Linked DNA regions of Homo sapiens: region 2 is linked to region 1. Evidence: read pairs that join two places in POLR2A ChIA-PET (ENCODE). Cell type or tissue: Panc1. All regions are shown on one strand. Each heading gives the region's core, and the rest is flanking DNA. Links, peaks and the distances in the headings are about the cores only.

Evidence for each region. Peaks named below come from ENCODE experiments on the same cell type or tissue, not always from the same donor. Only the 100,000 strongest peaks of a DNase experiment are listed, where the experiment ranks them.
Region 2: POLR2A ChIA-PET joins it to region 1 with 16 read pairs; 3 of 35 experiments call an interaction of 5 or more read pairs at or near these places.

What each region holds. Positions count from the first base shown.
Region 1 is chr1:150,037,846-150,043,225 of GRCh38, reverse strand. All of the region lies in intron 1 of LOC124904413 (a long non-coding RNA gene), which reads right to left. It also overlaps a transcript of OTUD7B not described here. Among named protein-coding and RNA genes, the nearest start is that of VPS45, 27 kb to the left of the region's middle. In Panc1, for the core only: no CTCF peak of the experiment used is centred there; no DNase peak of the experiment used is centred there.
Region 2 is chr1:149,940,733-149,946,112 of GRCh38, reverse strand. OTUD7B (OTU deubiquitinase 7B) reads left to right here. Exons shown (of 12, transcript NM_020205.4): 12 at 1,048-5,380. The coding sequence ends at 2,256. Among named protein-coding and RNA genes, the nearest start is that of MTMR11, 6.5 kb to the right of the region's middle. In Panc1, for the core only: a CTCF peak has its summit at 3,663 (motif pointing right); no DNase peak of the experiment used is centred there; H3K27ac peaks cover 1,232 bases.

The DNA of each region.
Region 1 (5,380 bases), core at 262-5,261:
AACTTCAGCGTGCTAGAATAAACTCATCTTGAGGGTGCTTGTTAAAAATGGAGATTCCTGAGCCCTCCCCCTAGAGATTCTGACTTAATAGATCTGAGATGGGGCTCAGTATATATACTTATAATAGTACCACTGGCGATGCTGGTGCAAAGGTCTCTGGACTTTGCTTTGAGAATCATTGTTGGAAATGTATCTCTGAATACATTTCTGAATGTATTTTATATGAAGAATTTAGTTTAAAAACAAATAATGTTATCTATTTTAATATGAGATTTGAAATGTGGATCTAGAAATTATAGATATTCTTACTAATTCCTTTGCACCATTGGACAATTTTCTGTTTAGGGACATTGGCTATAACTACTATATAGACATAGTGATATATAATTTTTCTGCTTTAAAACTGAGTTTCTTACATTTCTGAATGTATTCAGAGATACATTCTGAATTCCTTACCTTAGGGCCTTAGTGGTGGGAAAGATCTCTAAATTCCTTACCTTAGGGCCTCAGCTAAGTGGGAAAGACAAATGTGTAAAATGACTCTTACAAGAAGGAGCAGGGTGAAATGAGGGCATGCTGCTCATTAGCCCAGTGGATGGGGCCAGTCTTGGGAGTCTCAGCCCTAAAGTGGAGGACTAGTTCTCTGGGTGGAAATGAGTGTAAAGGGAGGAGTGGGAGGAAAAAAATATGTATAGTGCCAACAGGTAACTAAAAAGGTAACTATCTGCTTGTAAGGTAAAAAGAACTCTTGGGGCGGGTTGCGGTGGCTCAAACCTGTAATCCCAGCACTTAGGGAGGCTGAGCGGGGGCGGATCACCTGAGGTCAGGAGCTCGAGACCAGCCTGGCCAACATGGTGAAACTCCATCTCTACTAAAAATACAAAAATTAGCTGGGTGTGGTGGTGGGCGCCTGTAATCTCAGCTACTTGGGAGATTGAGGCACGAGAATTGCTTGAACCTGGGAGATGGAGGTTGCAGTGAGTCGAGTCCGCGCCACTGCATTCCAGCCTGGGCGACAGAGTGAGATGAAGGAAGGAAGGGAGGAAGGGAGGGAGGAAGGAAGGAAGGAAGGGAGGAAGGAAGGGAGGGAGGGAGGGAGGGAGGGAGGGAGGGAGGGAGGGTCTGCACCTCTGCATTCCAGCCTGGGTGACAGAGTGAGACTCTGTCTCAAAAAAATAAATAAAGAAAGAAAGAATTCTTGGGTTAAAGGGTAAATCAAAATGGAAATTAAAGACAATACTGAAAACATTACAAAGCAAAACCTATAGTGTACAGAAAGTGGCATTCAAAAGAAGATGTATAGCTTTAGAAATGCACTCAAAGAACATAAAAGATTGAAAATCAATGAACCAAACATTAAACTCAATAAGCTAGGCAAAGAACATTACAAACAACTCTTTTAAAAGTTGGGGGATGGAATTAAAAGAGATAAAGCAGAAATTAATGAAATAAAAAACAAACAATAAAAGGCACACTCAATTAGTGTACTAAAAATCTGATTATTTGATAACCAATAAAACAGACCAATCTTTGGCAAGTCTGATTAAAAAAAGAAAGATGGAGAAGGAGAGAAAATATAAAAATAGCATCAGGGCCAGGTGCAGTGGCTCACGCCTGTTTTCCTAGCACTTTGGGAGGCCGAGGTGGGTGGATCACTTGAGGCCAGGAGTTTGAGACCAGCCTGGCCAACATTGTGAAACCCCATCTCTACTAAAAATACAAAAAATTAGCCGGGTGTGGTGGCATGAGCCTGTAATCCCAGCTACTCTGGAGGCTGAGGCATGAGAATCGCTTGAACGCGGGAGGCGGAGGATGCAGTGAGCTGAGATGGCACCACTGCACTCCAGCCTGAGCAACAGAGTGAGACTCTGTCTCGAAACAAACAAACAAAAACAACAACAACAAAGCATTGGAATGAAAAGGACATATAATCACAGAAATAGTGAAGATTTTAAAAGCATACTAATGTATTGCATATTACCTTATAGCAATAAATTTAAAATTCGGGTGAAATTTATCTAAGTATATAACAAACCAAAATTGACTCAAAAAGAGGTGGGGAATCTAAGATATTAAAAAAAATTATTGAAGAAGAAAAAGAGCACAATATAGTTAACATGACTGAACTGTACACTTAAAAATTATTAAGATGGTAAATTGTATGTATTTTTTTAACTACGATGAAACAAATTTTTTTAATTAAAAAAAGGAAAAGAGGCCAGGCGCTGTGGCAAACACCTGTAATCCCAGCACTTTGGGAGGCCGAGGAGGGCAGATCTCTTGAAGTCACAAATTTGAGACCAGCCTGGTCAACATGGCGAAACCCTGTCTCTACTAAAAATACAAAAATTAGCTGGGCATGGTGGCGGGAACCTGTAATCCCAGCTATTTGGGAGGCTGGGGCAGGAGAATGGCTTAAACCCAGGAGGCAGATGTTGCAGTGAGCAGTGACTGCACCATTGCACTCCAGCCTGGGCAACAGAGTGAGACTCCATCTCAAAAAAAAAAAAAAGGAAAGAAAAGGTCTCAAGTCTAGGTGATTTTATGGGCAAGTTATAGATAATCTCTAAAGAAGAGACAAATTCATTTGTTACTTTCACATTTCCATAGCATAGAAAATAATGAGACATTTGCAATATATTTCTGTAAGGTAAATCTTAATAAGGGAAGCAAACAAGTATGGCACAGAAAGAAATACTTGTATCAATCTCATTTATAAATGTAAATATAAAAATATTAAATCAAAAATTAGCAATTTTAATTCAACAACAGGTTAAACAAAAAATAGATCATGGATATCTACTAGAATATAAGCTCCATGAGGGTAGGAATCATTGTGAGTTCCTTTAATACAAGCTAAGTGGCCAGAAAGCTGCCTGGCATATATTAAGTACATGAATATTTGTTGAATTGAATGAACTGAATTAACCAAGTAGGTTTGATCCAACTGTGGTTGACCTTAAGGAATATGTTCAGTATACTGAAAGAAAAATAATAAAAGAGATCATCTTTCTAAGATACTGAAAACCCTATTGATAAAATTTAACTCCCATTCCTGATAAAAGCTATTGTAAGCTAGGAAAAGGAAATTTCCTTAATTTGATGTAGGCTATCTATTTAAAAACTTAAACATCACAGTTTATTATGAAACGTTAGAAGGCTTTTCATGAATAACACAAAAAATGCCTGCTATAACTGCTGCTATTCAACAGTGTTCTAGAGGTCTTAGCCAATGGAAAAGAAACATAGAAATGAGTTAAATACTGGAAAGGAAGCAACAAAAATCATTATATACACAGGCAATAGAGGTAATCTAAGACAACCAATGAAGCACTAATTTGAATTAATGAGAGTGCAATAAAATGGCTCCGTATAAGGAAAACAAAATCAGTATCTGCTCTTATGCCACAATAACTAATGAAAAAATGTAGAGGAAAAAAATTACATTTATAAGAATAACAAAAGCCTAAACTGGACAAGAAATGTGTAACACTTATATGAGAAAGAAAGTATAAATATTTTCTGAAAGACACTTTAAAACATTTTGAATAGGCCAGGCGCAGTGGCTCATGCCTGTAATCCCAGCACTTCGGGAGGCCGAGGCAGGCGATCACGAGGTCAGGAGATTGAGCCTATCCTGGCTAACACGGTGAAACTCTGTCTCTATTAAAAATACAAAAAATTAACTGGGCATGGTGGTGGGCACCTGTAGTCCCAGCTACTGGGAGGCCGAGGCAGGAGAATGGCTTGAACCCGGGAGACGGAGCTTGCAGTGAGCCTAGATCGCGCCACTGCACTCCAGCCTGGGTGACAGAGCGAGAATCCGTCTCAAAAAAAATTTTTTTTTTAATAAATGAAGAGATAATATAATTTATGATAATATTCAGTCTTATGATTATGGTAATCTCTCAATTAATCATTAAATTCAATGTAATCTCAATCAAAACCTTGATAGGAATTTGACATATGAAGAGAGAATTGAGGATAGGAACTTGACATATGAAGAGAGAATATAGACAAGAACAGACAATTGTAAAAGTTTTTTCTTTTCTGTTTTTAAAGAGCAATGAATAGCATATAGGGCTGGAAGAACTTGCTCTATTAGATATTAGAAAGACAAGAGTAATTAAGATAGTTTAGTAATGGCAAAGGAAAGCTAAATAGATTGGAATAGAGTAGAATGTATCAAAATAGATCCATATATATGGAAATTTACTTAATAATAAAGATTACATTTCAAATCAGTGGGGAAGAAATGGACAGTATAAGAGGTGTTCAGACCATTAGTTATTTATTTGGACACTAAATAAAGGTAGATTCCCTCCCTGAAACCCTACACAGAAAGAATTATAGATGAGTTAATTACTAAAATGTACAGACAAAAATTATAAAAGTACTACAGAAAATAAAAATAATTTTTATTCTTGAAACTGAGATTAGCTTTTCTAAGCAAAACATAAAACTCAAAAATCATGAAGTGCCATAATTTTAGACTTTATAATTTAAGAATGCATAATAAAAATTAAGAATAACAACTTAGGCTGGGCGAGGTGGCTCATGCCTGTAATCCCAGCACTTTGGGAGGCTGAGGTGGGTGAATCATTTGAGCTCAGGAGTTCAAGACCAGCCTGGGCAACATGACGAAATCCCGTCTCTACTAAAAATACAAAAATTAGCCAGGTGTGGCGGTGTGTGCCTGTGGTTCCAGCTACTCAGGAGGCTGAGGTGGGAGAATTACTTGAACCCAGGAGGTGGAGATTGCAGTGAGCTGAGATCATGCCACAGCACTCCAGCCTGGGCAACACAGTGAGACCCTGCCTCAAAAAAGTAAAAATAAATAAATAAATAAACAATTTAAAGAATGAAAATAAAATGTAAAACTTGGATACTAAATAGAGGAAAGAAAGAATAAAGAAAACATAGTCAATCCAATAGAAAGCAGGAAGTGAAGAGAAAAGGGTATGGAAAAGAAATCTAAAAAGCAAAAAAATAAAGTGGGGGAAAATAACTCATTTAAATGTGTCAGTAATCACAATAATTAGGATAAATGGATTACAGCACCAGTTTAGCTGGGCCCAGTGGTTCACGCCTGTAATCCTAGCACTTTGGGAGGCTGAGGCGGGTGGACTGCTTGAGCACAGGAGTTTGAGACCAGCCTGGGCAACACAGCAAGACCCTGTCACTACAACAAAAATACAAAAATTAGGGTGTGAAGGCATGCCTGTAGTCCCAACTACTTGGGAGGCTGAGGTGCCCTGAGCCTGGGGAGGTGGAGGCTGCAGTGAGCTATGATTGCACCACTGCACTCCAGCCTGGGCAACAGAATGGGACTCCATCTGAAAAAAACAAACAAAGCTACCAGTTTATAAATATATTCGTT
Region 2 (5,380 bases), core at 64-5,063, 97 kb after region 1:
GCCACCGCGCCTGACCTAAAACATATTATTATTATTATTATTATTTTTCTTTGAGATGGAGTTTCACTCTTTTTGCCCAGGCTGGAGTGCAATGGTGCGATCTCAGCTTATTGCAACCTCCGCCTCCTGGGTTCAAGCGATTCTCCTGCCTCAGCCTCCTGAGTAGCTGGGATTACAGACATGCACCACCACGTCCGGCTAATTTTGTATTTTTAGTAGAGATGGGGTTTCTCCATGTTGGTCAGGCTGGTCTGGAACTCCCGACCTCAGGTGATCCACCCACCTCGGCCTCCCAAAGTGCTGGGATTACAGGCATGAGCCACCGTGCCTGGCTTAACATATTCTTTAAGAAAGGTTTTCTGGACTGTTTGTTGAACTTGAGATGATCATTATTTCGTCCAAAGTCTTCTGTAGATAGACCTCTGTTTTGGGCACTAGGAGACGGAGTAGCTTAAAGAGCTCCTAATTCAGTGGGCTCTGAGTTAGAACAGGAGCACAGGAGTAGGGTCAAATTGATAACTCCAATGCAGAATGTATAAAAGTTGAGGGGATGCAAAGTGGCTAGACTTGGTTAGTTTTGATTAGTCAAGACTTTCTTGAGATTAGTTTCGAGCAGAATTTGGCATAGAGAAATGTATAATAAAGAACATTCTAATGTCTGGGCCTCTCACCCGGAAGCCACGTATCATATGGTTGCTCATTGTTCTAAATGAACAGTAAGGCTTTATTCTACTATCTCCTTATTACAGAAGGGAGTCAGATTGCAGTGGGGGAGAAAGCTGACTGACTGGAACCCAGGAAGGACAGTGCCATCCTGGGTGACCCTTCCCTCATCATGACAGAAGCCCTTCTCTGGAGCAAGGCAGTCACTAGGCAATCACTCAGAGGACGGAGTTCATAGGTGTCCATCCTTTTCTACCTGGCTAATTTCTATAGCCATGGCTGCAGGGAGCTCCCTGAGCCAGATGGATGGGCTAGAGGTCCCTGGGGGATTCCCCCACCCCAGGCTGCTGGGATAACTGTCAACAGTGTTCTTGTCTCTTCCAGGCTCCTCTGGCCCAGCCTGAGTCCCCCACCGCCTCAGCTGGAGATGAGCCCCGGTCCACTCCTGAGTCTGGAGACTCAGACAAGGAGTCAGTTGGCAGCAGTTCCACCAGCAACGAGGGCGGCCGGCGGAAGGAGAAGTCAAAGCGAGATCGGGAGAAGGACAAGAAGAGAGCAGATTCTGTGGCTAACAAACTGGGCAGCTTTGGCAAAACCTTGGGCAGCAAGCTCAAGAAGAACATGGGGGGCCTGATGCACAGCAAGGGTTCAAAGCCTGGAGGGGTGGGGACAGGGTTGGGAGGAAGCAGCGGCACTGAGACACTGGAGAAGAAGAAGAAAAACTCACTGAAGAGCTGGAAGGGTGGCAAGGAGGAGGCAGCTGGGGATGGGCCTGTGTCTGAGAAGCCCCCAGCTGAGTCTGTTGGTAACGGAGGGAGCAAGTATAGCCAGGAGGTGATGCAGAGCCTGAGCATTCTGAGGACTGCCATGCAAGGGGAGGGGAAGTTTATTTTTGTTGGAACCCTGAAGATGGGTCACCGTCACCAGTATCAGGAGGAAATGATCCAGCGCTACCTTTCTGATGCTGAGGAGAGATTCCTGGCAGAACAGAAGCAGAAGGAGGCAGAGAGGAAGATCATGAATGGAGGAATAGGGGGTGGCCCTCCTCCAGCCAAAAAGCCAGAGCCAGATGCTAGGGAAGAGCAGCCGACCGGTCCCCCAGCAGAGTCCAGGGCAATGGCATTTTCCACTGGCTACCCTGGGGACTTTACTATCCCTCGGCCGTCTGGGGGCGGAGTCCACTGCCAGGAACCCCGGAGGCAGTTGGCAGGGGGTCCATGTGTCGGGGGCCTACCACCATATGCCACCTTCCCCAGACAGTGCCCTCCTGGGCGACCCTACCCCCACCAGGACAGCATCCCTTCTCTGGAGCCAGGCAGCCACTCTAAGGATGGACTTCACAGGGGTGCCTTGTTACCACCCCCCTACCGAGTGGCTGATTCCTATAGCAATGGCTACAGAGAGCCCCCTGAGCCAGATGGATGGGCTGGAGGTCTCCGGGGCCTTCCCCCAACTCAGACCAAATGCAAACAACCGAACTGCAGCTTCTATGGACACCCTGAGACAAACAACTTCTGTTCCTGTTGTTACAGGGAAGAACTGAGGAGGAGGGAGCGGGAACCGGATGGGGAGCTCCTGGTGCACAGGTTCTGAACGGGTGGAACACTGAAGGGCAAGGAGGCTAAACAAAGTTAAGCTCAACTAATTGGCTCATCAAGAACACAGTCCCCATGTTGAGGGGGAAAATGCAGTAATGTTTGTGGGAGCCTGGCTGGAAACTTTTAAGTGTGTGCACACAGGAGTGCTGCCAGGCTGGCAAGAGCAGGTCGGGGCTGGATGGCACCTCAGGGGCTGTACTATTCCTCTGCAGAGCTTGACTTGATGAGGTTTGAGGTACAAGGGGAAAAGATGGCGATTCTGTCTTATAACCTCCTGGGTCCCATCCAGGGACCTAAGAGAAAGTAGCAGGGGAAGGTTTGGTGTGTGGGGGTGGGAGGTGGGCAGAAGTCTTGGGGAGGAATGGGCAAAGGAGGTTCTCAGTCAATAAAACCAAAGTTCTTTAGGTTGGGAAAAAGCACATGGTGGAGTGAGAAGTGTGGAGGGGAAGTGGGAAATTGGACACATTTGCTATTGATTTGAATTAAGCTAGAAATTAAGGTTGGATAAATTCTTCCCCTTGAAGGATCTGGAAAGACAAGGCAGTAATGTGTCCTCATGGGTGCCTGTTAGGAGGTGGGGGTAGTTTAAATCCGTTTGTTTAGATGGGAAAGGGAGGAACTTAAGAGGGAAATCCTTTTCCTCTTAAGGTTTATTTCCTTCCAAGCAGTCATATGTCATCTGTTACAGTTTGAGAAGAGATTGCTGATTACCCCCTGTCTTTTCCTCATCTAAGTCTTTAATTGTATTTGTTTAAAGGGAAGAGTGTGGTGAGAACAGCCGTCATGTGTGTTGCATTTTCTCCAGGTGAATTGGGGCAGAGCTGATCTATTTTTTAACCACAGCAATAACCATACGTTGGGGTTTGAGTGCACCTTGGGAGGGGTGGGAGGACAGACATTTTAGCCAGAGGCTGTTTCAAACAAAACCAAAAACCTAAGTAGAGCATTACAGGCCTCTGTGGCTGCTGCGTTTCTGTAGAAAGCAACTTATTTTATTGACTTTTTTTTTTAAGGAAAAGAAATAAAAAGACCCCAGCAAGCAAAAACATTTAAAAAATGATTTTTTTTCCTCCTACTTAAGTGGTTCTTTCTCCCTTTGCTCTACTTTTGGAGAATGAACTTAACATCCCGGCTTCTTTTGTTAAGCCATAGCTGACCTTAATCTGTGGTTAGTTTATTAAAATAATTAAAAATACTTTCTAAGAAGAGATATTTTTGATATTAGGACTGATGTTGAAACATATAGGGGCAATTTATAAAAAGGTAGTTAGAGAAATATATTTTAGTGAACTATAACCACAGAGCACAGATGACTCCCAATGAGCTGATCTGTCTTTAGGTTTCTCCCTTTCCCTGACCCTTCCCTGTTCTCTAGGGGCTGGGAGTGGGGATGCGGACACAGTAGGGGGAGCTCCTTCGCATTTTGCACAAAGCACAAGTCTGAACAGCCTATGCTCTGGCCAGAGCCATTTCTAAGAGCTTTAAACCGGAAGACCTATCCTGGGCCAATTTTCCTTTTTCTTTATATTTTTTTCCGGGAAAAAAAGTCAACTATGCAATTGTATACACTCCCGGGTGCATGTGAAGAAGGGGAATAAGTGTACTTATGTGTCCAGAGTATTAACTGGGGCTGTTTTTCTGTGTTTGGATTTCTCTTTTGAGGTATGTACTCATAACCCATCCCTTGGAACGTAATCCCCACATTTGATCTAAAGCACTTGAGCGTGCATGCATGTGCGTGCGTGCATATGTGTGTGTGTTTTCCTCCTCGGTAGCCAGTCAAGATTGTCCTTGTTGGAAATGCTCACGGTTTATAAAGGTTATTTTCTCCTCAACAAACTCAGAAGTCACCTATTTTCCAAATCTGATTTAATAATTTCCTATGGCTATTAATTCTTAGGGTTTTCTTTGAAAATAGATTTGTGTTAAGGAAGCAGTGAGATTCCAAAGGAAGGGATGTGTATATGTCTAGGCAGGTCTGGAACCTGGTATGAGATGAGCACTCCCCTAAGTTGCAAAATTTAAGGGTTACTATAAAACTCATTAATCAAGATACTATAAAAAATGCAGTATTTAAAAAAATTAATGCAAAAAATTTATGTTGGATAAAATAGCGAAATCTTACAGGATCTGACAGGACTGAGATTAGGAGGAGGGAAGTGAGGCTGAATTGAATAAGTATGGGGATGAATCCTTCTTATTTAAATTTTTGATACATTGTCCATCATAGACTTTTTACATTAATTGTGATTTTTTAAAAATGTTGCATTAAAATAGTATTTATCTTGGTTACTGGGTTTTTTGGCACTCCTTAAATTTTGTGCCCAAGGTGAGTGCTTTGCTCACCTCACCCTAGTTACGTCCCTGTTTCTGTGATTTGAACACTAGCGAGAACACCACTGTGTGCGCCTCCACCCCCATCACACACCAAACAACAGGTGGCTCAGACACCCTGAATTTGCACAGCTCACCTAGCTTTCCTAATTTAGGCCTTCATATCATAGAATGGTGGCCTGGACCAATAGGAATGAAAACAGACCAGGGGTTTTCCCAGAGAATAAAGCCGGAAAAGTTTTGATTCTCCACTGGACTGCTGTGTTTGGATTTGATCTGTTGTTAGATTCTAGTTAACACTTTTGTTTTTAAAAACTAAGGACAAATGAACAAAAAACCTTGTATCATGTTTGTTTTTATTTATAAGTTAGCCAATCCCAATTCCGTTTGCTTTATTTTCAAATAAAAAAAGATGGAAATTTTGAGGGGTGGTCTAGGGGTGAATATGGTAAAATGGGGCTTTAGGCCTTATAGCTTTTTATTAAGAAATAAATTATTTTTTTTATTTGGGAGGGTAACTATTTATTGAGGCATTGAAAAACCTCTCCATTCTAAGGATGAGAGACCCTGAGACAATGGATATTTTTTATAGGAGATAGTGAAGTTTGTTTTGCTTCATTCTTTCGGGGAGGGTCTTGGTGGGATGGGGGGAGGTGAAGGAATAATGCCTGGGAAATTAATATAGATTCAGCTTGGTTTGTGGTATTTTGGGAAGATGAGGGAATAGAAGAGGCAAGCCCATGTCGTTACTGGGTTGGGGAGAAGGAAAGAAGGGGCATATGGCC